Linked DNA regions of Homo sapiens: all the other regions are linked to region 2. Evidence: chromatin loops called from intact Hi-C (ENCODE). Cell type or tissue: B cell. All regions are shown on one strand. Region 1 has its middle 17 kb from the start of PCAT19. Region 2 holds the start of LOC107985329 (a long non-coding RNA gene). Region 3 has its middle 19 kb from the start of CEACAM21.

Region 1 (8,000 bases), 68 kb after region 2:
CACGGGGGGTGTATACAGCCTGCAATATTGGGAGTAACATCATTCTTTGCCTCCCTGGATATTAAGAATGATATCATGGGGGGCCTGTACACCCCCTGCGATATTGGGAGTAATATCAGCCTTTCACCCTTTGGATATAAAAAACAATATCACGGGGATGGTGTACACCCTCTGCTGTATTTGGAGTAGTAGCATTCTTTTCTCCATGAATATTAGGAACAATATCTCAGGAGGAGTGTACGTCCCCTGTGATTTTGGGAGTAATATTATCCTCTCCCCCTGGATATTAGCAACAATATCACAGGGGTGGTGTACACCCCCTGCGATACTGGGAGTAATATCATTCTCTCCTTTCCTGGATGTTAGGAATAATATCACAAAGAGGATGTACACCTTCTGTGATATTGGGGGTAATATCCTTACCCACATAAATATTAGGAAATATATCACAGGGGGGTGTACATATCCTGCGATATTGGAAGTAGTTCATTCTTTCCCGCCTGGATATTATGAACAGTATCCCAGGGGTGTGTACACTCTGTGATATTGGGGGTAATGTCATCTTCTACCCCCCTGGATATTATAAACAATATCACAGGGGATGTACACACAGGATGTTTACGTTATTTTGAGTAATATCATCCTCTCCACCCCTGGATATTACAAACAATATCACAGGGAGGTGCACATCCCCTGAAATATTGGCAATTATATCATCCTTTTCTCCCCTGGATATTACGAACAATATCACAGGGGGGTGTACACCCCCTGTGATACTCGGAGTGATATCATCCTCTCCTTTTCTAGATATTTCAAAGAATATCACAGGGACCGTACACCACCTGCAATATTGGGAGTAATATCATCCTCTCCTTTTCTGGATATGATGAACAATAAATATCACTAGTGGGTGGACACCCCCGGTGATATTGGGAGTAATGTTATCCTGTCTTCCCCTGGATATTATGAACAATATGGCAAAGGGGTGTACACTCCCTGGGATATTGGGAGTAATAGCATCCTCTTTCATTCCGGATATTGGGAACAATATCACAGGAGAGTGTACACCCCCTTCGATATTGGAAGTAATATTATCATATTTTTTTCCTGTATTTTAAGAACAATATCATCTTCTCCATTCTGAATATTACCAACAATATTACAGGGGGATGAACGTCCCCTGAGATATTAAGACTAATATAATTTTCTCTCCCCCTAGATATTACGAACAATATCACAGGGGGTTGTACTCCCCCTGCTATATTGGAAATAATAGCATTCTCTTTTCTTCTTGGTATTACAAACAAGATCACAGGGGGGTGTACACTCCCCACGATTTTGGGAGCTATATCATCCTTTCCCCCTCTGGATATTCGGAACAATATCACAGGGAGTGTGCACCCCCTGCGATATTGGGAGTAACATTATCCTCTCCCCAGAGCGCCTCTGCCCGGCCTCTGAACCGTCTGGGAAGTGAGGAGCGCCTCTGCCCGGCAGCCCCACCATCTGGGAAATGAGGAGAGTCTCTGCCCGGAGTCCAAGTGTCTGGGAAGTGAGGAGCGCCTCTGCCCAGCCGCCCCACTGTCAGGGAAGTGAGGAGTGCCTCAGCTCGGCGGCCACACCATCTGGGAAGTGAGGAGCACCTCTGCATGGCCACACCACCGTCTGGGAAGTGAGGATCGCCTCTAGCCTGCCGCCCCACCATGTGGGAAGTGAGGAGCGCCTCTGCTGGGCCGCCCTACCCTCTGAGAAGTGAGGATCGCCTCTGCCCGGCTGCCCCACCATCTGGGAAGTGTGGAGCGCCTCTGGCTTGCCGCTGCTCCGTTTGGGAAGTGAGGAGTGCCTCTGCCAGGCCTGCAAACCGTCTGGGCAGTGAGGAGCACCTCTGCCCGGCAGCCCCCTGTTCTGGGAAGTGAGGAGCACCTCTGCCCGGCTCCTGCAACATCTCGGAAGTGAGGAGCACCTCTGCCCGGCTGCCTCACCGTCTGGGGAGTGAGGAGCGCCTCTGCCCGGCCACTGTGCAACCCTCCAATTGTGAAGTGGCAGCCTTCTGTTTGATCTTTCTGCCCTTCTCAAGTTTGCATTTTTGACATTAAAGTTTACTTTTAAAATAAAAAAATTATCTTCTCCCCTTCTGGATATTACAAACAATATCACAAGAAGGTTACACCCCTTGAGCTATTGTAAGGAATAGCATCCTCTCCCTACCTTGATATTACAAACAATATCATATGGGGCTACACACCCCCTGTGATATTGGAAGTAATATCATCCTCTCCCCTTCTGGATTTTATGGACAATATCACAAAAGGGTGTGCACCTTCTACGATATTGTGAGTAATATCATCCTCTACCCCCCTGGATATTATGAACCATATCATATGGGGGTGTACACTTCCCACCATATGGGGAGTAATAGCAACCTCTCCCCTTCCGGATATTACGAACCATACTACAGGGCGGTGTACACCCTCCACGATATGGGGAGTAATAGCATTCTCTCCCGTCGTGGATATTACAAACTATACCACAAAGAGGTGTACACTCCCTGTGATATGGGGATAATTACACCTTCTCTCCCTCCTTGATTTTACGATCCGTACTACAAGGGGGTGTACACTCCCCGCAATATGGGGAGTAATAGCACCTACTCCCCCGCTGGATATTAGGAACCAAAGGGGGGTGTACACCCCTCTCTATAAGGGGAGTCACAGTGTAGCAGGAGGAGCCGCGGACAAAATCCCACAGACACCGAGGTAGTGAAGGAAGTGGCTTTTAATCAGCTGGAAGCATCAGCAGACTAGAGTATCAAAATCCAAGCTTGTTGAGTGCACAATTTCTGTCCTTTTTAAGGGCTCACAACACTAAGGTTTTTACATGAAAGGGCCATGATTGATTGAGCAATCTAGTGGGTATGTGACAAGGGCTGCATGCACCAGTACTCAGAGTGAAACAGAACAGAACAAGAAATTTCACAATGTCCTTCCATACAATGTCTGGAATCTATGGATAACATCAGTTGCTAGGTCATGGGTTGAATTTTAACTTTCAGGCTAAGGTCAGGAAGGCCCAGGCCTGGTTTCGGGTCTGGTTTTGGATCTGGTGCCTGGCGCCGGGCTGCCTGCCTTTGGTTTCGCTTCCTTGTTTCTTCTTAAAACAGGTACTGAGTATAAAATAATACAGAACAATATGGGGGGGGTCTTTTGCTCTCTTCTCTCAATAGCACCCCTTACCTGGGATATTACAAAACATACCATAGAGGGGTGTACGCCTCCTGCAAAATGGGGAATAATAGCACCCTCTCTTACCCTGGATATTTCGAACCATACCACAGGGAGGTGCACTCCCCCCGCGATATGGGGAGTAATAGCACCCTCAATCCCCTGGATATTGTGAACCGTACCACAGGGGAGTGTACATTTCCAGCGATATGAGGGGTAATAACACCCTCTTCGTTCCCGGAGATTACAAAACATACCACACGGGGGTGTACACACCCCGCGATATGGGAAGTAATAGCATCCTCTTTCCCCCTGGATATTAGGAACCGTACCGCAGCAGGGTGTACATGCCTCGCGATATGGGGAATAATAGCACCCTTTCCCTCCCTGGATATTATGAACCATACCACAGGGGGGTGTACACCCCTTGCAATATGGAAAGTAATAGCACCCTCTTTCCTTCTGGATATTAGGAAACATACCAAAGAGGGGTGTACACCCCCTGCGATATTGAAAGTAATATTATCTTGCTCCCTTCTGGATACTAGGAACAATATCACAGGGGAGTGTACATGCCCTGTGATGTTTTGAGTAATATCATCCTCTCCCCTTTGAATGTTAGGATCAATATCACAGGGAGGTGTACACGTTCTGCGATATTGGGAGTAATATCATCCTCTACTTTTCTGGATATTAGGAACAGTATCACAGAAGATGTGAACACTCCCTGCTATATATCCAGTAATATCAACCTCTCCCCTCCTGGATATCAAGAATAATATAACCGGGGGGTGTACCCCACCTCTGATATTGGAAGTAATATCATCCTCTCTCCCTCTATATATTATGAACAATATCTCAGAGAGGGTGTATGCCCCCTGCGATATTGGGCGTAATATCATACTCTCTTCCCCTGGATATTAAAAACAATATCACAGGGGGAATAGGCACCACCTGAGATATTGGGAGTAATATCATCCTCTCCCTTAAAGGATATTAGGAACAATACATAGGGGTGGTGTACACCTCCTGTGATATTATAAGTTATATCATCCTCTCTTCCCCCAAAATATTAGGAACAATATTACAGGGGCGTTGTACACCTTCTGGGATATGGAGAGCAATGTCATCCTCTTTTCCATTGGATATTAGGAACAATATAAAAGGGGGGTGGACACACCCTGCGATATTGGCAGTAATATCATCTTTTCCCTCCTGGATATTAAGAAAAATATAACAAGAGAGGTGTACACTTCCTGCGACATTGAGAGTGATATCGTCCTCCCCCGCATGGATATTAGGAACAATATCACAGGTTGGTGCACACCCCCTGCGATATTGGGACTAATATCATCCTCTCCCCGCCCGAATATTTGGAACAATATCACAGGGGGGTGTACACCCCCCTGCAATATTGAGAGTAATATTCTCTCTTCCTGTGGATATTAGGAACGATATCACAGGAGAGGTGTACACACCCTGAGATATTGGGAGTAATATTTTCATCTTTCCTTTTGAATATTAGGAACAATAGCAGGGTGGGGTACACACCCTGTGATATTGGCAGTAATGTCATCCTTCTTCCCCCTGGGTATTAGAAACAATATAACAGGGGAAGTGTACACCCTCTCCGATATTGGGAGTAATATCATCCTCTTCCCTGCTGGATATTAGGAACAACATGACACGGTGGGTGTACACTTCCTGGAAAATGGGATTAATATCATCCTCTTTCTTCCTGGATATTAGGAACACTACCAAAGGGGAAGTGTAACCCCCTGCAATATTGGTAGTAATATCATCCTCTTTTTCCCTGATTATTATGAAGAATATCACAGCGGGGGTGTACAATTTCTGCGATATTGAGAATAATAGCATCCTCTCCTCCCTCCCCAAATACTAGAAACAATATCCCAGGATAAGTGTACACCCTCTGCGATATTGGGCATAATATCACACTCTTTTCCCCTGGATATTAGAAACAATATCATAGGTGGGGTGTACACCCCCTGGGAGTAATATCATCCTCACCACTTCTGGATATTAGGAACAATATCACAGGAGGTGTGTACACCCCTTGCTGCAATGGGAGTAATATCATGTACCTTCCCCCTGGATATTGAAAACTATACCACAGGAAAGGTGTACAAACCCTGTGATATTGAAAGTAATATTATCTTCTTTCCCCCTGAGTATTAGGAACAATACCACATGGGGTGTGTACACCCCCTGCCATATTGGGAGTAATATTATTTTCCCCTCGCCTGGATATAAGGAACAATATCACAGGAGGGGTGTACACCCCCAGCGATATTGAAAGCAATATCATCTCCTCCCCTCTTGATATTAAAAACAATATCACCGGAGGAGTTCACACCCCTGTGATATGGAGACTAATATCATTTTCTCCCCACCGAAGTATTAAGAACAATATCATGGGGGGGTGTGTACACCTTTTGTGATATTGGGAGTAATATCATCCTTTTCCAACCTGTATATTAAAAACCATATCACAGGGGGTGTGTACACCCCCTGTAATATTCACAATAATATCATCGTTTTCTTCCCTGGCTATTAGGAACAATATCACAATGGTGGTGTACACCCCCTGTGATATTGGGAGTAACATCATCCTCTTCCCTTTTGGATACTGTGAACAATCCCACAGGGGAGAGGTACACCCCCTGCGATATTGGGAGTAATATCCTCTCCCGTCATGGATATTAGGAACAATATCACAGGAGCGGTGTACACCCCCTGCGATATTGGGAGTAATATCATTTTCTCCCAACCTAACTAGCACAATATCACAGGGGGTGTTCGCCCCCTGCCATATTGAGAGTAATGTCATCCTCTCCCCTCCTGGATATGAAAAACAATATCACAGTGGGGCCGTGCACCCCCTGCGATATTGGGAGTAATATCATCCTCTCTACCCCCTGGATATGAGGAACAATATTACAAAGGGGTGTACACCCCCTGGAATATTCACAGCAATATCATTGTTTCCCTTCCTGGATATTAGGAACAGTATCACAAGGGGGGTGTAGACCTCCAGCGATATTGGGAGTAATATCATGCTCTCTCCTTCTTTATATTAGAAACAATATCACGGGGAGGGGTGTACACCACCTGCGATATCATCCTCTTTACCCCTGGATATTAGGAACAATATCACTTGTGGGGTGTACTTCTCCTGTGATATCGGGCATAATAATATCCTCTCCCCCCTGAATATTAAGAACAATATAACAGGGGGACAGCACAACCCCTGTGATATTGAAAGTAATATCATCCTCTGCTTCCCTGAATATTAGGAACATTATCACGGGGGGGGGGGGTGTACACTCCCTGCTATATTGGGAGTAATATAATCCTCTCCCTCCCTGAATATTAGGAACAATATCACAAGGGGGGTGTACAACCCCTTCTATATGAGAAGTAATATCATCCTCTTCCTTCCTTTATATATATTTTTTTCCATTGAAAGTTGTTTATTTCTCTGATGTAAGTGAGCTAAGTCACTACAGCATTAAAATCTCTTTTCTAGAACAACGTAAAGAACAATGTATACACATCTTAAATTTGGTAGGTCACAAAAGTTAGAATGCAATCATCTTTTGAGGCAACAAGAAAATAAATAAATAAAAATTAAACACTTTAACCCAAAATTTGGTATTGACAAATCAGTAGTGTCAACTTCACATATGAAGGACAATACAGTCTGGTTATTTAAAGATGCTCAATATGTCATGGTATTTGGGCTAAAGATACTTAGAATATTGCGTTTCCTTTTTGATTAAAGGAATACAATGCAATCACCATCAAGCTGCTATCATAACTCATTTTTAGCTGTGGTAAAGTGACCATTTGGTCCATGGCACAAGTTACATATATCACACTTCTGTCAAACTGAAACCTTGTAAGATTTCATGTTTATAAGCTACAATACACCCTGACCAAGCTGTCAGTCCCCTCACGGTTTTTTAGAAAAATATCTACATTTGTCCTTATGGATGTCAAAATGTTACACCATCATTTGTTAAAAAAAAAAAAAAAAGATGCACATTCATACTGTGAAGTTATTAGGAAAATACTCTTGCAAACAAACTATATAAAGATAAAACACGCTTCAAAAGTATGTGGTTTGTTTTCTTGTTTGTCTGTTTTACAATATTCTATAAAGTGCAGAGTCCTAAGGGAAAAAACTACTCCCTATAACAATAGTTCAATTACAGCAGCTTTTGCATAGCAATACTTAGAGAAAGTTGGACACTACAGTTTCTTCAGGAAGAGAAGGATGGAAGAGTATCTTCTGATTCAGATTGTTTTTTGGCCATAAGTCTGCTTTCTTCAGGAATGGTTGCTGATGCCAAATCTCCGTTAAGTGTATTTTATGAACAGTGAACAGGTCTATCTGGGTCTTCAAGAGGAATATCACTACAAGAATCTGTATCTGAGTAGGTTCTTCGGCGTCGCTGGGAGAGTCGGTGAAGTGCAGATACTGGTTCTTTTATACAGTGGCTACTCCTCCCTGGTGCAAGAACCAGGGTGGCTGACAGAACGCTTCCTCATTTGAACAGGAGAAGGTGACACAGGAGAAACTAAGGGATCCGGATGGTGCCGTTGAAACATCTCAGGTTTAAACCTGGCATTGGCTATCTTCACACATTCCTCAAGCGTTGTGATGAACGTGTTACACGTGGCACTAAGCAGAGAAGAGGCTTCATTGATGTTCTCTGCACTAGGAGATGAATGATTCTCATCGTGGTGAACAAA
Region 2 (8,000 bases):
AAAAATAAGCCGCTTCCACTTTGGGAGGCCGAGGCTGGGAAATCACTTGAGGTCAGGAGTTTCAGACCAGCCTGGCCAACATGGTGAAACCCTGTCTCTACTAAAAATACAAAAATTAGCTGGGTGTGGTGGCACGCGCCTGTAATCCCAGCTACTGGGGAGGCTGCGGCACAAGAATCACTTGAACCCGGGAGGCGGAGGCTGCAGTGAGCTGAGATCACGCCACTGCACTCCAACCTGGGAGACAGAGAGATACTCTATCTCAAAAACAATAACAACGAAAAACCAAGCTGCTTCGTTTTGTCCAGTGGAGACCCCAGGATTAGGGTGGGGTACAGGACTGGGGTTTAGGGGTTCAGGCTCCATCCCCAGCCTGGTCCTCATTAGCTAACCTGAGCCAGGTCTGCAGCTGGTGTCAGTGCTGCTGTTTGGGGGTTGGGGAGAACGTTGAAGTCACGCCTAGCAGCCAGGGAAGGGGGAAGGACACCCCACAAAGCATGCAAGCGGCAGGGCATTCTCTCTCTGTCTTGGCACTCTAGACAGAGGCCCGGGGAGTCTGGGGGTCTCTTGGCAGCTACATCTAGACAGTAGGGGTCATGGGGAATGAGGATGTTGGATGCCATGGCCCCAGGGTCTGGGTCATGCTTCACAAGTGCCAGGGTCCTCTGTCTCTTGGGGAGAAAGAGATGAGGGGGGTACAAGTGAGAGGCTGGTGGGGCGACTTGTAACAGGTGCTCACTATTCAAGAACAGCATGAGGCCGGGCGCGATGGCTCACGCCTGTAATCCCAGCACTTTGGGAGGCCGAGGCGGGCGGATCACGAGGTCAGGAGATCGAGACCATCCTGACTAACACGGTGAAACCCCGTCTCAACTAAAAATACAAAAAATTAGCCGGGTGTGGTGGCAGGCTCCTGTAGTCCCAGCTACTCGGGAGGCTGAGGCAGGAGAATGGAGTGAACCCTGGAGGTGGAGCTTGCAGTGAGCCGAGATCGCGCCACTGCACTCCAGCCTGGGCAACAGAGCGAGACTCTGTCTCAAAAAAAAAAAAAAAAAAAAAAAAAAGGACAGCTTGGAGGATGGACTCGATGTTTAAGGGGAGTTGCCCTAATCCTATGGCCTGGGCCACAGAGGTGAAATCTATGGAAGAGAGTGGGAGTTTGGGTGAAGGGGCCAGCCTCACCCGTACTGTCCTCAGCACCACACTAACTGAGCTCCTTCCAGCAGTGACCAAGTCTTTTCCAGGCCTGTCCTTCCAGATCTCCCAGACCAGTGGGAGAAGATACCCATCCCTATCCAGGGACAGCCAAGATGGTCAGGGTGGGGACAGAGGAAGTATAATCTGAGGGATCAAGGCTGAGATGGGGGAGGCACAGGAGGCGGAGGGGACCCAGAGAAGGCAACAGGCCCAGGCTGAAATGTCAGGAAAGTGATCTTAGAGGAGAATTGAGGCAACAAGGAAAAATGAGCCAAGTAAAGAAAGTGAATGAGGCTGGGTGCAGTGGTTCACGCCTGTAATCCCAGCACTTTGGGAGGCCAAGGTGGGTGGATCACCTGAGGTCAGGAGTCTGAGATCAGCCTGGCCAACATGGCAAAACCCCGTCTCTACTAAAAATACGGAAACTAGCCAGGCATGGGGGTGCATCTATAGTCGCAGCTACTCAGGAGGCTGAGGCACAATAATTGCTTGAACCCGGGAAGTGGAGGTTGCAGTCCGCCAAGATTGCACCACTGCACTCCCACCTGGGCAACAGAGTGAGACTCTGTCTCAAAAAAAAAAAAAAAAAAAGTGAATGAAAAGGATATAAAAGTAGAAAAATAGCATACACAGAAGCCATGGGGCTTATCTAGTGATCTAGCCCCCTGCTACTCAAAGTGCAGTCATTCATGGAATACAGCAGTAACAGCATTGTTACAGCTGTCTATTGCTGCATAACAAACAGCCCCCAGACATTGTTGTTTCAAAACAGTGACAGCATGCATTTTGCTCACGCATCTGCAATCTGCAGGGATCCCTCATCTCTGCTCCACGCTGTCTGAGGCTTCAGCTGGAATCATTGTTGGCGCATTTGCTCTCCTGTCTGGCGGTTGATGCTGGCTGAGGGCTGGGGGTGCCTCTGTTTCTCTCCCTGTCTTGTCTCCACATGGGCTAAGTTGGGCTCCCAAGGAGCTTAGAGGATGGGTTCCAAGGGCATGTATCCTGAGAGGGAGCCAGTCAGAAGCAACATCGCCTTGTGTAACCCAGCCTCATAAGCCATGCAGGGTCACTCTCACCATGTTGATGCCATCGTCAAGTCCTGATCAGGTTCAAAGGAAGGGGAAATAGCCGGGCGCGGTGGCTCCCGCCTGTAATCCCAGCACTTTGGGAGGCTGAGGCGGGCGGATCACCTGAGGTCGGGAGTTTGAGACCAGCCTGGCCGACATGGAGAAACCCCGTCTCTACTAAAAATACAAAATTAGCTGGGCGTGGTGGCACATACCTGTAATCCCAGCTACTCGGGAGGCTGAGGTAGAAGCATTGCTTGAACCCAGGAGGCGGAGGTTGCGGTGAGCTGAGATCACGCCATTGCGCTCCAGCCTGGGCAACAAGAGTGAAACTTCGTCTCAAAAAAATAAATAAAGGAAGGGGAAATGGACTCCACCTTTTCATGGGGGAGTACAAGGTTCTGGAGGAGCATGTGGGACCGGAAACATTGCTGAAATCATCAGTGGAAAACGCAAGTTACCCCAGCAGCCGCTTGGTAGGTGTGCTCACTCCCAGACCCATGCCAGACCAACCAAATCAGATGCTGTGCATACAAGAAGAGTTCCACCTGCTTTGTTTGCAAATTAGGTTTGAGAAATACTGTTTTAAATCACAAATGTGACACTGTTTTGAGCAGGTGGAGCAGGGAAAGAGTAATTACATTTAGAGAGCTCCCTCTGGCTGCCGCGTGGAGGTTGGATTAGAGGGCTCAAGAGTGGTGGTCCAGTAGAAAGAACCAAAAAAAAAAAAAAAAAAATGGATGAATTGAACATTATCAAAATTCCAAACCTGTGTACATCAAAAAACACTATTGAAAATAGATGGCCGGGCACTGTGGCTCACACCTGTACTTCCAGCACTTAGGGAGACTGAGGCTGACAGATCGCTTTGAGGCAGGGAGTTCAAGACCAACCTAGGCAACATGGCGAAACCTCGGCTCTACTAAAAAATACAAAAATTAGCTGGGTGCGATGGCAAGTGCCTATAACCTCAGCTACTCAGGAGGCTGAAGTGGGAGAATTGCTTGAGCCTGGCAGGTCGAGTCTGCAGTGAGCCAAGATCATGCCACTGCACTCCAGCCTGGGTGACAGAGTGAGACTGTCTCAATAAAAAAAAAAAGAAAAAGAAAATAAAAACACAACCTATATATTAGGAGAAAATAGTTGCAGAAATATATCTGATAAGGCTCTAGTATCTAGAATATATAAGGAACTTTTACAACTCAACAATGTAAAGACAAATATTAATAGTTCAGTTACAAAATGGGCAAAGAACTTGAATAGACATTTCCCCAAAGAAGATGTACAAGTTATTAAGCCAATAAGCACATGAAAAGATGCTCAACATTTGTGTCAGTAGGGTTCTTCAGAAAAACAGAATAAATTATATATATAGCTAAGTTATACGTATAATTTAATTAAGTTATGCGTATAATTATATATATAATTTATTCTGTTTTTCTGGAGGACCCAATTTATATATATAAATTGGCTCATGTAATTATGGAAGCTGAGAAGTCTCACGATCTGCCATTTGCACGCTGGAAATCGGGAAAGCTGGTGGTGTATTCAGTCCAAGTGTGAAGGCTTCATAACCAGGAGTGCAAATATCTGAGGTCAGGAGAAGATGGATGTCTCAGCTCCAAACAAATTCCCCCTTTTCCCCTCCCCTCCCCTCGCCTCCCCTCTTCTTTTTTTTTTTTTGAGACAGAGTCTCGCTCTATCGCCCAGCCTGGAGTGCAGTGGCGCGATCTCGGCAACCCCTCCGGGGTTGAAGCGATTCTCGTGTCTCAGCCTCTCGAGTAGCTGGGATTACAGGAGCGCGCCACATGTCCAGCTAATTTTTCTGTATTTTTTAGTAGAGGGGATGTTTCACCATGTTGGCCAGGCTGGTCTCAAACTCCCGTCCTCATGTGATCCACCCACCTCGGCCTCCCAAAGTGCTGGAATTACAGGCGTGAGCCACAGCGCTTAGCCAGAAAATTTTAAACATTACCCATGTTTTGGTTGTGCTTCTACTGGGCTCCCACCTGCTGTGATGCCCTGTCTCCACCAGGTGGCGCCAACACACCCCTGCAGCCCCTCCAGCCAAGGCAGACTGGACACTGAGGGGCAGGACCCGACTATGAGGTCCTTTGAGGAAGCAGGTCCTTATAGAGGGCGTCGTTGAGACAGGCTATTCCCACACAGGGGGCTCCTGTTGAGAGAGAAAGTCCAAGTTCTGGTGAGCGGGAGACAGGCAGGAATAATCACTCCTAAAGCTACCCATGTCACAATCCCTGGAACCCGTGAATGGTAACTTTTATGGCAAAAGGGCTCTGCAGTTGTTAAGGATATTGAGGTGGAGAAATTCTCCTGGGTTATGTGGGTGGCCCTCAATGGAATCCCAAGTGTGCTTGCAAGAGAGAGACAGAGGGAGCCCTGAACACAGAGAAGGTGAGGATGTGATAACAGAAGTAGGAGGGTGAGTGGTGTCAGGAAGGGGCTGGAGCGAGGGATGCAGCAGCCTCTAGAAGGTGGAGAAGCAGCACAGATGCTCCCTGAGGCCACCAGGTCAGTACAGCCCTGCTAGTACCTTCAGTTGACACTTCTGACTCCAAAGCCATAAGGACATCAATTTGTGTGGGTTTAAGTGACAGATTTGTGGCCACCTGTAGCAACAGCTACGAGAAACTCCTACAGGCAGGAACGGGGGGCAGAGGCAACGGTAATTTTCCTATTAAATATAACTTAAGCTAAAATGAAAATATCAGCAATAGAACTGATGAGACTGTGGGACAGCTGGAGCAGTCACACAGGTGCTGGGAGTGCGTGCTGGTACAAGGGCTTTGGAAAACCCTGTGGAAGTGTGTGTGACCCTGAACATACGGTATCTGGGAGCCAGCAGTTCCCCTCCTGGGCATATACTAAAGAGAAAAAGAGAAACACGTGTAGGCGCTCACCAAAGACACCTACTAGAATAGTCACAGCAGCCCAATCTTTTTTTTTTTTTTTGGAGACGGAGTCTTGCTCTGTCGCCTAGGCTGGAGTGCAGTGGCACAATCTCGGCTCACTGCAAGCTCCGCCTCCCGGGTTCACGCCGTTCTCCTGCCTCAGCCTCCCGAGTAGCTGGGACTACAGGCGCCCGCTACCATGCCCAGCTAATTTTTTTTTTTTTTGGTATTTTTAGTAAAGACGGGGTTTCACCGTGTTAGCCAGGATGGTCTCGATCTCCTGACTTCGTGATCCGCCCGCCTCGGCCTCCCAAAGTGCTGGGATTAGAGGCGTGAGCCACTGCGCCCGGCCACAGCAGCCCAATCTTAATAGCTTCAAACAGGAAGTTACCCAAATGCCCATCAGCAGGAATGGTGGTGTCCCACCCCTTCCATTGAGAGTGGGGTCTGTGTGCCAGTCCCCTGAGTATGGGTGGGCTTGTGACTTCTAACACTAATAAGTGTGGGGAAAATGAACTGATGTGACATCTAAGGCTGAATCATAAGAAGTGTGAGCTTTGGCCGGGCGCGGTGGCTCATGCCTGTAATCCCAGCACTTTGGGAGGCCGAGGCAGGCGGATCGCCTGAGGTCAAGAGGTCAAGACTAGCCTGGCCAACAAGGTGAAACCCCGTCTCTACTAAAAATACAAAAATTAGCTGGGCTTGGTGGCAGGCGCCTGCAATCCCAGCAACTTGGGAGGCTGGAGCAGGAGAATCGCTTGAACCTGGTAGGCGGAGGCTGCAGTGAGCTGAGATCGTGCCACTGCACTCCAGCCTGGGTGATAGAGCAATATTTCATCTCAAAAAAAAAAAAAAAAAAGAAAAGTGTGATGCTGTGTAAGAAACCCAACTGCTTCAGGATCACCATGTTGGAGAGGTCATGTGTAGGGCTCAGGTGACTGTCCCAGCTGAGCCGAGCCTTCTGGCTGTCCCCACCATAGTTTCAGACCTGTGAGTGAAGAATCATCTTATACATAGAGGCCTCATCCCCAGCTGTTCCAACCCTGAGCTTTTCAGTCACCCTGAGCCATTCGCCTCACCCCTGCGGAGGCTTTAGCATCATGGAGCAGAGACAAAACTCCTTGGGTTTGACTTTTCAGAATTTTTGATCCACAGAATCATGGAATTGTCACACCATTTAGTTGGGAGTGGGGTTGTTACATAGCAGCAAATAACCAAACACAAATAATAAATAAGTTATGGGATAGTCATGCAATGGAATGTTTACACAGTATCTACTTGTAGATGATATGTCTTCTCCCTCAAACAGAAAGTAAGGGTTCAAGAGCTAAGCTATGAAGATGCAAAGGCATAAGAATGATACAATGGACTTCAGGGACTCCGGGGGAAAGGGTGGGAAGGGGGTGAGGGATAAAAGACCACAAATTGGGTTCAGTGTATACTTCTCAGTTGATGGGTGAACCAAAATCTCACAAATCACAACTAAAGAAATTACTCATGTAACAAAATACCACCTGTTCCCCAAAAACTTATGAAAATAAAATTAAAAAAAAAATCATACATAGGCGGGGCGCAGTGGCTCAACGCCTATAATCCCAGAATCTTGGGAGGCCGAGGCGGGCAGATTATTTGAGATCAGGAGTTTGAGACCAGCCTGGCCAATATGGTGAAACCCCGTCTCTATTAAAAATACAAAAATTAGCTGGGTGTGGTGGCTCACTCCTGTGGTCCCAGCTACTTGGGAGGCTGAGGCAGGAGAATTGCTTGAACCCAGGAGGCAGACTTTGCAGTGAGTCGAGATCACGCCATTGCACTCCAGCCAGGGCGAAGAAGTGAGACTCCATCTCAAAAAAAAAAAAAAAAAAAAAAATTGTGTGTCATTGGCATTAACTTTTTTTAGTAAAGAAAAAAATGGAAAAACAAAAAAAAATGGAGATATGAGAGGATAATCACCCTCATATATTTAAATCTGTTATATATATGAAATTTGTGCCCGGGCATGATATTGGTTTTGATTATTTTTATTTGCTTGAGAAGTATACCTAGGTTTTTCTTTTTTTCTTTTTCCTTTTTCTTTTTTTGTTTTGAGATGGAGTCCCGCTCCCATCACACAGGCTGGAGTGCAGTGGCGAAATCTCGGCTCATTGCAATTTTCACCTCCCGGGTTCAAGCGATTCTCCTTCCTCAGTCTCCCAAGTAGCTGGGATTACAGGCATGAGCCACCATGCCCTGCCCTTCCTGCTCCTCTTGAGTATGTCTAGTAATTGACACACTTGGCTGTCCACACTTCTTGGCCTTACAGACACTGTGCTCTATAACATGACTCTTAGGTCTCTGCAGGGCAGCCCCCACTTGTTGCAGGCTGACGCTGCTGCCTCCTCCTCAGGCCCACCTTGCTTCCCATGGCATAGTGCTGGCCTTAGCCACTCCCAGATACTTTCATCACACTGGTGCTATGAAGCCCTGCCCTGTAACTGTCCCCTGCTTTGAGCTTTGACCTATGAAAAATGACCATCACTTGCATCTCAGTGATGCTAGTGTCCCTCTCACTACCGCAGTGCTCACCAGCCCTCCTCACCATCCTAGTCAGCTACTGGGTTATTTTCTTCTGTAAAAGGCACGTTCTGGCCTGGCGCGGTGCTGCAGACCATCAGCACCTCTGTGATGAGGTGCTCACTGCCATCTTGTGGTGGGGGGGGGTCATCTAAACCCAGAAGTGATTGTCACGGTTGGCTTTCTAGAATCTTTGCTGGAATCACATGTTGGGGATCATGTTCTCTAAAAGCAAAGCATGAGGAGGTGATTCAAGAGGTGCATTGGGCCA
Region 3 (8,000 bases), 150 kb after region 2:
CATATGTATTGATATAAGAGGTGCCCACCACACATGATTCAGTAGAACAGAATGGTCTGGGCAGGTGTGGTGGCTCATGCCTGTAATCCCAGCATTTTGGGAGGCCAAGGAGGGTGGATCATGAGGTCAGGAGTTCGAGACCAGCCTGACCAACATGGTGAAACCCTGTCTTTACTAAAAATACAAAAATTAGCCAGGTGTGGTGGTGTGCACCTGTAATCCCAGAAACTCAGGAGGCTGAGGCAGGAGAATCACTTGAACCCAGGAGGCAGAGGTTGCAGTGAGCCGAGATCACACCATTGCACTCCAGCCTGGGCAACAGAGCAAGAATCCATCTCAAAAAAAAAAAAAAAAAAAAGAATGGTCTTCAGCAATAATATAATTCAATGGGTATTTTGGCGTAAAACGACAAGTGAGATAAACAGAGTATTATTAAAGAGAGATTCACACCAACTGCAAACAGTGGTAACATCCTGGAAATTTAATTGGGGAAGGGGTGGGGTCAAGGATAAGACACCTTATTTTACGCATGATTAGATTCCTGGGATTTACAATAAATATGATGACTTACATCATTTTTAAAGTAACAGAAGAAACCATTTGAAAAGACTCAGGAGGTGTGTAAGGTCCTTTGGGTCTAGAGCCCAGGCCTCCCTCTATCCCCCACACTTCTGCGTCTCTATCCCCCACACTCTGAGATGGCCCTTTGAAGTCTCCCCATCTCACCCCTCAGAGACAGAGGCATGGAGATCCCTAGGGGGAGGGACCTTGCTGCAGCTCCCAAAGCTGGGGGCAGGGGGCAGAGTGAGGTTCTGTCCAGCCCAACATGCACTGAGTGGGCACCTACTGTGCGCTCCTTCTGGCCAGTGGGATGGTCCCTGGCCTGCAGAGTTTCACCACTCAGTGGATGCTGGGAATGGGACAAAAAAGACCAAACCACCCTGTAGGTCCAGGGATGGCTGGCCTCCCTCAGCAGGGCCCACAGCCCCCCATGGTTCACCCTCACCAAGGTCACCTCAACCCACCTCCTCCTCACCCTCCAAGCTCTGCACACGAACTCTGTCACCTCTTCCCTGCAGCCAGGTGGCCGCCCACCTGAGGCCACTCCCTCTGCAGGCAGCTCCTGCCCCCACACCCCCTCCTTCCCAGGGCTCAGTCAAAAGGGCATCTCCCAAGGCACAGCAACTCAGCCCGTCACAGGCTCTGGTGTCCCCAGTGCTGTCCCCTCACAGCCCTTCTCTCATTATCATTAACTCCTCAATCGCATGAAGTTCACTGAGTGCCTGTTTCCCTGTCACATGAGGTCAGGAGTTCTATACAAGCCTGGACAATATGGTGAAATCCCGTTTCTACTAAAAATACAAAAATTAGCTGGGTGTGGTGGCATGCACCTGTAGTCCCAGGTACTCAGGAGGCTGAGGCAGAAGAATTGCTTGAACCCAGGAGGCAGAGGTTAGTGAGCCGAGATCGTGCCACTACACTCCAGCCTGGGCAACAGAGCGAGACTCCACCTCAAAAAAAAAAAATCCAATTCCAAACACTAATAAAAAATATGGACTTTGGCATGAACCCATGGTAGGGGAATGGGGAGACCAAAAATCCCCTGACTGGGAAAGTGATAGGCTAGTACACTGCTGTCCAATAAAAAGAAAACCCAGGACACCCTCACTGTTTTGTGTTGATCTTTTTTCTTAGGTCTCATCATAACCGTTTTATGAATGTGGGAGCTCCAAAGTTAGGTGCATATATATTTAGGATTGTAATATCTTCTTGTTTGATTGATCCTTTTATCATTATATAGTTGCCTTATTTGTCTTTTTCTTACTGTTGTTGCTTAAAGTCTGTTTTATATGATATAAGGATAGCTATTCCTTCTCACTTATGGTTTCCATTTGCATGGAATATCTTTTATCATCTCTTTACCTTGAGTCTATAAGAATCCTTACATGTTAAGTGAGTCTCTTGAAGACAGCTGATATTTGGTTTGTGATTTTTTATTTATCTTGCCAATCTGTGTCTTTTAAGTGGAGTGTTAGGTCATTTACATTCAATGTTAATATTTGTTCCAGTCATCATGTTGATCGTTATCTACTTTGTTTTCTTATTGTGTTATTGTTTTATAGGCCATTTGAATTTTTTGGTTTCAAGAGGTTCTATTCTGTTCTATTTAAATCTTTTGTTTTGTGATTTAGAAGTCCCTTTAACATTCCATGTAGGATGGTCTAGCCGTGACAAATCCTGAAGCATTTGCTTGCCTGAAAAAGACTGTATTTCTCTCTTTCATTTTGAAATATAATTTCACTCTACACAAGATTCTTGGCTGAGAGCTATTCTGTTTAAGAAGCCAAAAGATTAGGACCCCAATACCTTCTGGTTTGTAAGGTTTCTGATGAGAAATCTGGTGTTAGACTGATAGGTTTTCCTTTATAAGTTAATTGATGCTTTTGTCTCACTGCTCTTAGAATTCTTGCCTTCACATTGACTTTAGATAACCTATGACTATATGACTTGGTTATATCCTTTTTGGCAGTGAATCTCCTGGATCACTTGAGCCCAGGAGTTCAAGACCAGCCCTGGGTAAGATGGCAAAACCCCATCTCTACTAAAAATACAAAAAATTAGCCTGGCCTGGTGGCACACGCCTTTAGTCCTAGCTACTTGGAAGGCTAATGTGGGAGAATCATCTGAGCCCAGGAAGTTGAGGCTGCAGTGAGCCATGACTGTGCCACTTCACTCCAGCATGGGTGATGAGAGTAAGAGCCTGTCTCAAAAAAAAACTAGCTAGCATTTTAGAAAATTTTTCATTTATATTCTGATTGTTTTTTACATTTCTTTATGTTGGTTTTCACCCTTCTCTTGTATCTCTTTGAGTAGCTTAATAATCAAACCTTGTAGGCATGCATTATTCTTTTAATTCTTTTTTCTTTTGTCTCTCTGACTCTGAGTTTTCATATATTATCTCTTCAAGCTCACAAATTCTTTCTTCTGCTTGATCAATTCTGCTGTTGAAAGATTTAGTGCATTCTTCGGTTTGTCAATTGAATTTTTCAGCTACAGAATTTCTGCCTGATTTTTAAAAATTATTTCAGTCTATTAAATTTATCTGATAGGATTCTGAATTCCTTCTCTGTGTTACCTTGAATTTCACTGAACCTCTTCAAATAGCTATTTTTATATGCTAGTTTTGAAGAGGGTCTCAGGGATGAGAGTGGGTTTGTGTGTTATTTTATTTACCCCTCTCAACCGCCATCTAAGTTTATTTCAGAGGAGGATGCTTATCCTCAGAAAGATGAATCAACTTGCCAATGTTGGTGGTGGATCTGGGATTAGAAGTTACATGAGTCTAACATCAGAGGCCATGCCATCATCACTACCACTGAGAGAGAAGTGAACACAGTTTGTTAGGGAGCAGGAAGGAGCAAGGAGGGCTATGGCAGCAAGAGACAATTTTAAAACAGGGAAGTTAGGTAAGGTTACTAAAGAGATACCATATGTTATAAAGCCATGAACACTAGACAGAGATATTCGAACTTGATCTTGTGATTACAAAAGAGCCACTGAAGATTTTAAGTAAGGGCAAAACTATTCGAAGTCACAGCATGAGCCAAGACCAAAGAGGGTAGTGAAATTGGGGCTCTGGATTCCTAAACTAAAGAGATGCTGCCACAACTGTCGTTCACAACAGTGAACAAACCGTGTGATGTGTGGAGTGAGAACTGGACAAAGGCTGAAGCCCTGGGTTTAAATGCAAGAAGTCAGGCACTTAGGGAATGGCTTTGTTAGGCAAGCTGTATATGCTCTCTCTGGACCTTGGTTTGTTTTCATCCATAAATTAGATGCAGTGAGAATTAACCTCTAAATGATCTTCGAGCCTTGCTACTCAAAGTGTGGTCCGCCAACCAGCAGCAATGGCATCATCCAAAAGCTCCTTAGACATGCACAATCTCAGGCCTCACCAGAAAAATCAGAATCTGTATTGAATAAAAAGATCTGTGTGGGATCTGTGAACACATTAAGGTTTGCGAAACACTTCTCTCCATTGTCTTCCATTTCTAAAAGGCAATTATTCCATGCTCACCTCCACTCTGTTACTTCACAGGAGAAACAAGAAAAAAAAAATTATCTGTTCACCTCATTAGTGCCCTTTTCTTAGTCATGACATCCTCTTAGACTGGCTCAGTTCCAGGAAGAGGTTTTAGAAAATACCAGAGAGGCAGTGCTGCCACCCTGTGACCATCGTCAGTAAATGCGCTTAACTCTGACCAGTGTCAACAGCAAAGGAGAGGGACTGCAGATGGAGGTGAAGTCCAAGTCGCAGACTAGATGAGAGAATCACAGCCACCCACAATTACTTAAACAGAGGGACCTCAACCTGCATCATAGAGCAATGTCCTATTGCAAAGGACAGTTTTTATAATACTTAATATGTGGTATTAGTAAGAAACCTGGTTCCAAGCCAAGCTCTGCCCTTGTAACCATAAAAGTGACCCTGACAGGTATTTTCAGACACCCAGCCCTGGCCTGAACTCTGCCAGTAAACATGTAATTTCCCAAAAGACCTTATGTTACTGTGACAGTTCTTTTCCATCCTGAGCCAAAATATACCTGATACACACTCACCAATCCCTGTCCTACTCCCCATAAGCTGAAATAAGCCTAACACCTTTTCATACAACCTACCTTCAAATATTGGTTAAAAAAAACCATGTGCCGCCCACCCCACCTTCCCTTGGCCATTTCCCACATGGGGTCACCTGAAGCCCCACACCCTCTGATCACTTTCCCATGGGGAAGCAAAGTGCAGCAACCACAGCAGGCACTGTGAAACCTAGGGGTGTCCCCCAGGGCAGCAGAGCCACAGGACCCCCATCCCCATCCTGGCACCTCACCCCTATCTAGAATCCGAACACCACATCAGCTGATCTGGGGACGCTGACTTTTCCTGCTTCTGCTGCTGCTCAGTCATCCCACACCTGTGCAGATGTCTACTTTTTATTCCATTTTATTTTGTAAGAAATATTTATCAGAGCCTGCTGTGTACTGTCACTGGAGAGACAAAGATGAATCACACCTGGTCCCTGCCTCGCAGAACTCCAGGCTGTAGAGGGAACACACTCAAAGCCAGACTATTACCGTTCAGTGAGAAACACCGTGACAGACATCAGCACAGGGTTTTCTGATGCATGTTACCAGTGCTTTGTGAAAAATCTTCCACTCTTGGTTTTCTGCACTTAGTTTTCCTCATTTCAAGCTCTAAGTGAAAAAGAGAATACAAATATCCCCAATGGTCCTTTGTGCGGTCACAGCTGGACCCGGCATGTCCTCTTGGCTAATCCAGGGTGTTCAGGGCTCCCACTTCACTCTGAGTGTCCTCTCTCCTATTGGAGCTCACCATTGTCAGCACCTGCAGCAGAAAATCTAGCAAGTCAGGAAACTTGCTTTACTCCTGTAACTTTAAGGCTAGTGACCTTGTGACAGTGAACTAATCCTATAAATCCTTTTCACTTTAATTTCCACATCTGTAAAGTGGGGCAGGTGGATTCAGTCACCCTAGAGACAGCAGCACACCTGATCTTCTCAGCATCCACCATCTAGCAAATATCAGGCACACATTAGGCACTCAAAGCCTCACTGAATGTATGTGTGAATAAATGACTATAATAGAGCCATGTGGATCGTGGACACTATCAACACATATCTTTGAATGTCTATGAAGTACACTTGAGAATGGGGAAAGCAAATAATTGAGGCAGGACAGTGTTTTCTTCTTCCTTCCCCTTACCTCCTTCCTGAAGAGAGCCTTTGTACCTCGGAGAGACTCTGTTGCCAGGTTTCTCTACTGTAAGTTACTATTTGTCCCATTATAATCAATAAGTATCTCCTGAAGTGATACTTTGGGAATATGGAAGTAGCCTGTTTCTTCTCAACATACTTTTTTTTCCCCCTTGGTACTCACTAGTTGTAGCATCATCATACTTTTACCCATTCATATTTAAAGTCCATTGATAATTCTTGCCTACAAACAATTGACTGTGCTGTTAGCCAAATAGTGATTTTCTATTTGATCATTCCTTCTACATTCATTAATTGGAATCCTGCTGTAAGAAAAAGCTGTTTCTTCATCCTTATATATTTATGTATTCAATTATTTATTTATATTAGTAGGAACTCATGGGTATTTATGGGTTGGAATTTATTACTATCATTATTTCTTATAGTGCTCATTTTGTCTCAAAATTGGTCATTCAAAGCTCCTTCTGGTTGGCATCTGTGACCTTTCGACAGATCTCCATTATTTTTCAGCCGGCTCCTTACTTTCTGGCCTCACGAGATGCTCCAGGCTCCGCTTGTGCTTTCCGGCCCCAGCCCTGGAATCAGTTATTTCTCCCAGGAAGCCCTGGTTCCTTTCATGGGAGAATGATGTTTACGACCACGAGCACTACTACACCCATTGCTGTAATAGTAAGTGCCGGTGCCTTCACGCCCTCTAGTGGTCAGTCCTGGGAAATACACACTCACACTTGTGTACTGTTACCCATATTCTACAAATTAGGTAAATGAGGCACAGAAAAGTTAGGCGACTTGACCAACATCACGAGAAAATAGGTAGTGAAACTGCGAGACAGATACACAAGTCCTAATAAGTGGAAGTAGCTTCTTCACACATGCACATCAGCAGAAAGCCACAAGCCCAATATTCCAGCGTAGACACTCTCTTGGGAAAAAATCCAGAATTCCAAAGTATTAACCCTAATGACAACCATCATGTACTGACTACCTGCCTGGGCACTGGGCTCCCACAGTAACACATTTATTCCTAAATATATGTAAATATATAAAACTAATAACTTTATCTTAAATAAATATCCATTTTATATATTATTATATAAAATTTATTATAGAAAACTTTATATAATTATATAAAATATATAGGCCAGGCATGGTGGCTCATGCCTGTAATCCCAGCACTTTGGGAGGCCGAGGCAGCATATCACCTGAAGTCAGGTGTTTGAGACCAGCCTGGCCAACATGGCGAAACCCCATCTCTACTAAAAAAGTACAAAAATTAGCTGGGCGTGGCGGCAGGCGCCTGTAATCCCAGCTACTCGGGAGGCTGAGGTAGGAGAATCGTTTGAACCCAGAAGGCGGAGGCTGCAGTGAGCTGAGATCGTGCCACTGCACTCCAGCCTGGGAGACAGAGCCAGACTCCATCTCAAAAAAGAAAAACTATTATATATACATTTATATATATAATTTATTATATAAAAATGTATTGTATATAAATTTATATTAAATACAATTTAATATGATGATTAAAAGTTATATGTTTATTTTAATACATGTTAGAAGAAAATTTAAGCATATCTCAAACCTGTAATTTTATGGATAATATTGCATAGGACAAAGATGTTTTGTCTCAAATTCCCGTCCTCAAGCAATCCACCCACCTCAACCTCTCAAGCAGCTGAGATCACAGACGTGAGCCCCTGCACCCTACTAGGACAAGGATGTTTTGTAAAGTAAATTTATTTAGGAAAAAGCATAAAGCAAATAATAATAACAGTGGTACAAGCTGTAGAGAAAAATCATAAAATGTCTACAAATGTCTGAGGTTTGCATTTTAGTTACTCCTAGGAAATTAGGGTCACATAGCACTGCAGAAAAAAACAACTGAAAATCGTAGACCTGGGCTTTAGCTCTAGATTTGTCCATTTCTAGGACCCCACTCCCTGGACATCTCTGTGACCTCCCTGCTGGGAGTAAATCCAACCTTCCCAGACATTAGAAAACATGAGGAAAACCTTGCATACCCAGAGGGGTTTCTGTGTCATAGAGAAAATAACACTGAGTTTGGGGGTCCCAGGGACTCTCTGTGAGGTGCTGACAGAGCCAATCCCTAGACACAGCAGAGGTCACTTATGGGGAGCACAGGTCATCCTGTTAAGGGATGGGGGTCCCAATAAGCCTTGCTTCTCACAGCGTGGTCTAAGGAACTGAAA

Evidence for each region. Peaks named below come from ENCODE experiments on the same cell type or tissue, not always from the same donor. Only the 100,000 strongest peaks of a DNase experiment are listed, where the experiment ranks them.
Region 1: a loop joins it to region 2, with 7 times the contacts of the local background. A loop is called at or near these places in 11 of 110 quality-filtered maps.
Region 3: it touches region 2 in a loop (16-fold over the local background); 17 of 110 quality-filtered maps call a loop at or near these places.

What each region holds. Positions count from the first base shown.
Region 1 is chr19:41,513,537-41,521,536 of GRCh38, forward strand. It overlaps the pseudogene PLEKHA3P1. Among named protein-coding and RNA genes, the nearest start is that of PCAT19, 17 kb to the left of the region's middle. In B cell, a CTCF peak has its summit at 3,515; DNase peaks (open chromatin) are centred at 3,115, 3,395 and 7,995; H3K4me3 peaks cover 1,407 bases; H3K27ac peaks cover 1,205 bases.
Region 2 is chr19:41,445,236-41,453,235 of GRCh38, forward strand. It overlaps LOC107985329 (a long non-coding RNA gene), which reads right to left and starts at 4,357. Exons shown (of 2, transcript XR_001753941.2): 1 at 4,274-4,357; 2 at 3,700-3,854. RefSeq lists an enhancer at 3,974-4,033. In B cell, CTCF peaks have their summits at 4,308 (motif pointing right) and 4,510; a DNase peak (open chromatin) is centred at 4,306; H3K4me3 peaks cover 669 bases.
Region 3 is chr19:41,591,269-41,599,268 of GRCh38, forward strand. No RefSeq gene overlaps it. Among named protein-coding and RNA genes, the nearest start is that of CEACAM21, 19 kb to the left of the region's middle. In B cell, CTCF peaks have their summits at 4,218 (motif pointing left), 4,418, 6,503 (motif pointing left) and 6,706; DNase peaks (open chromatin) are centred at 4,223 and 6,513; H3K27me3 peaks cover 523 bases.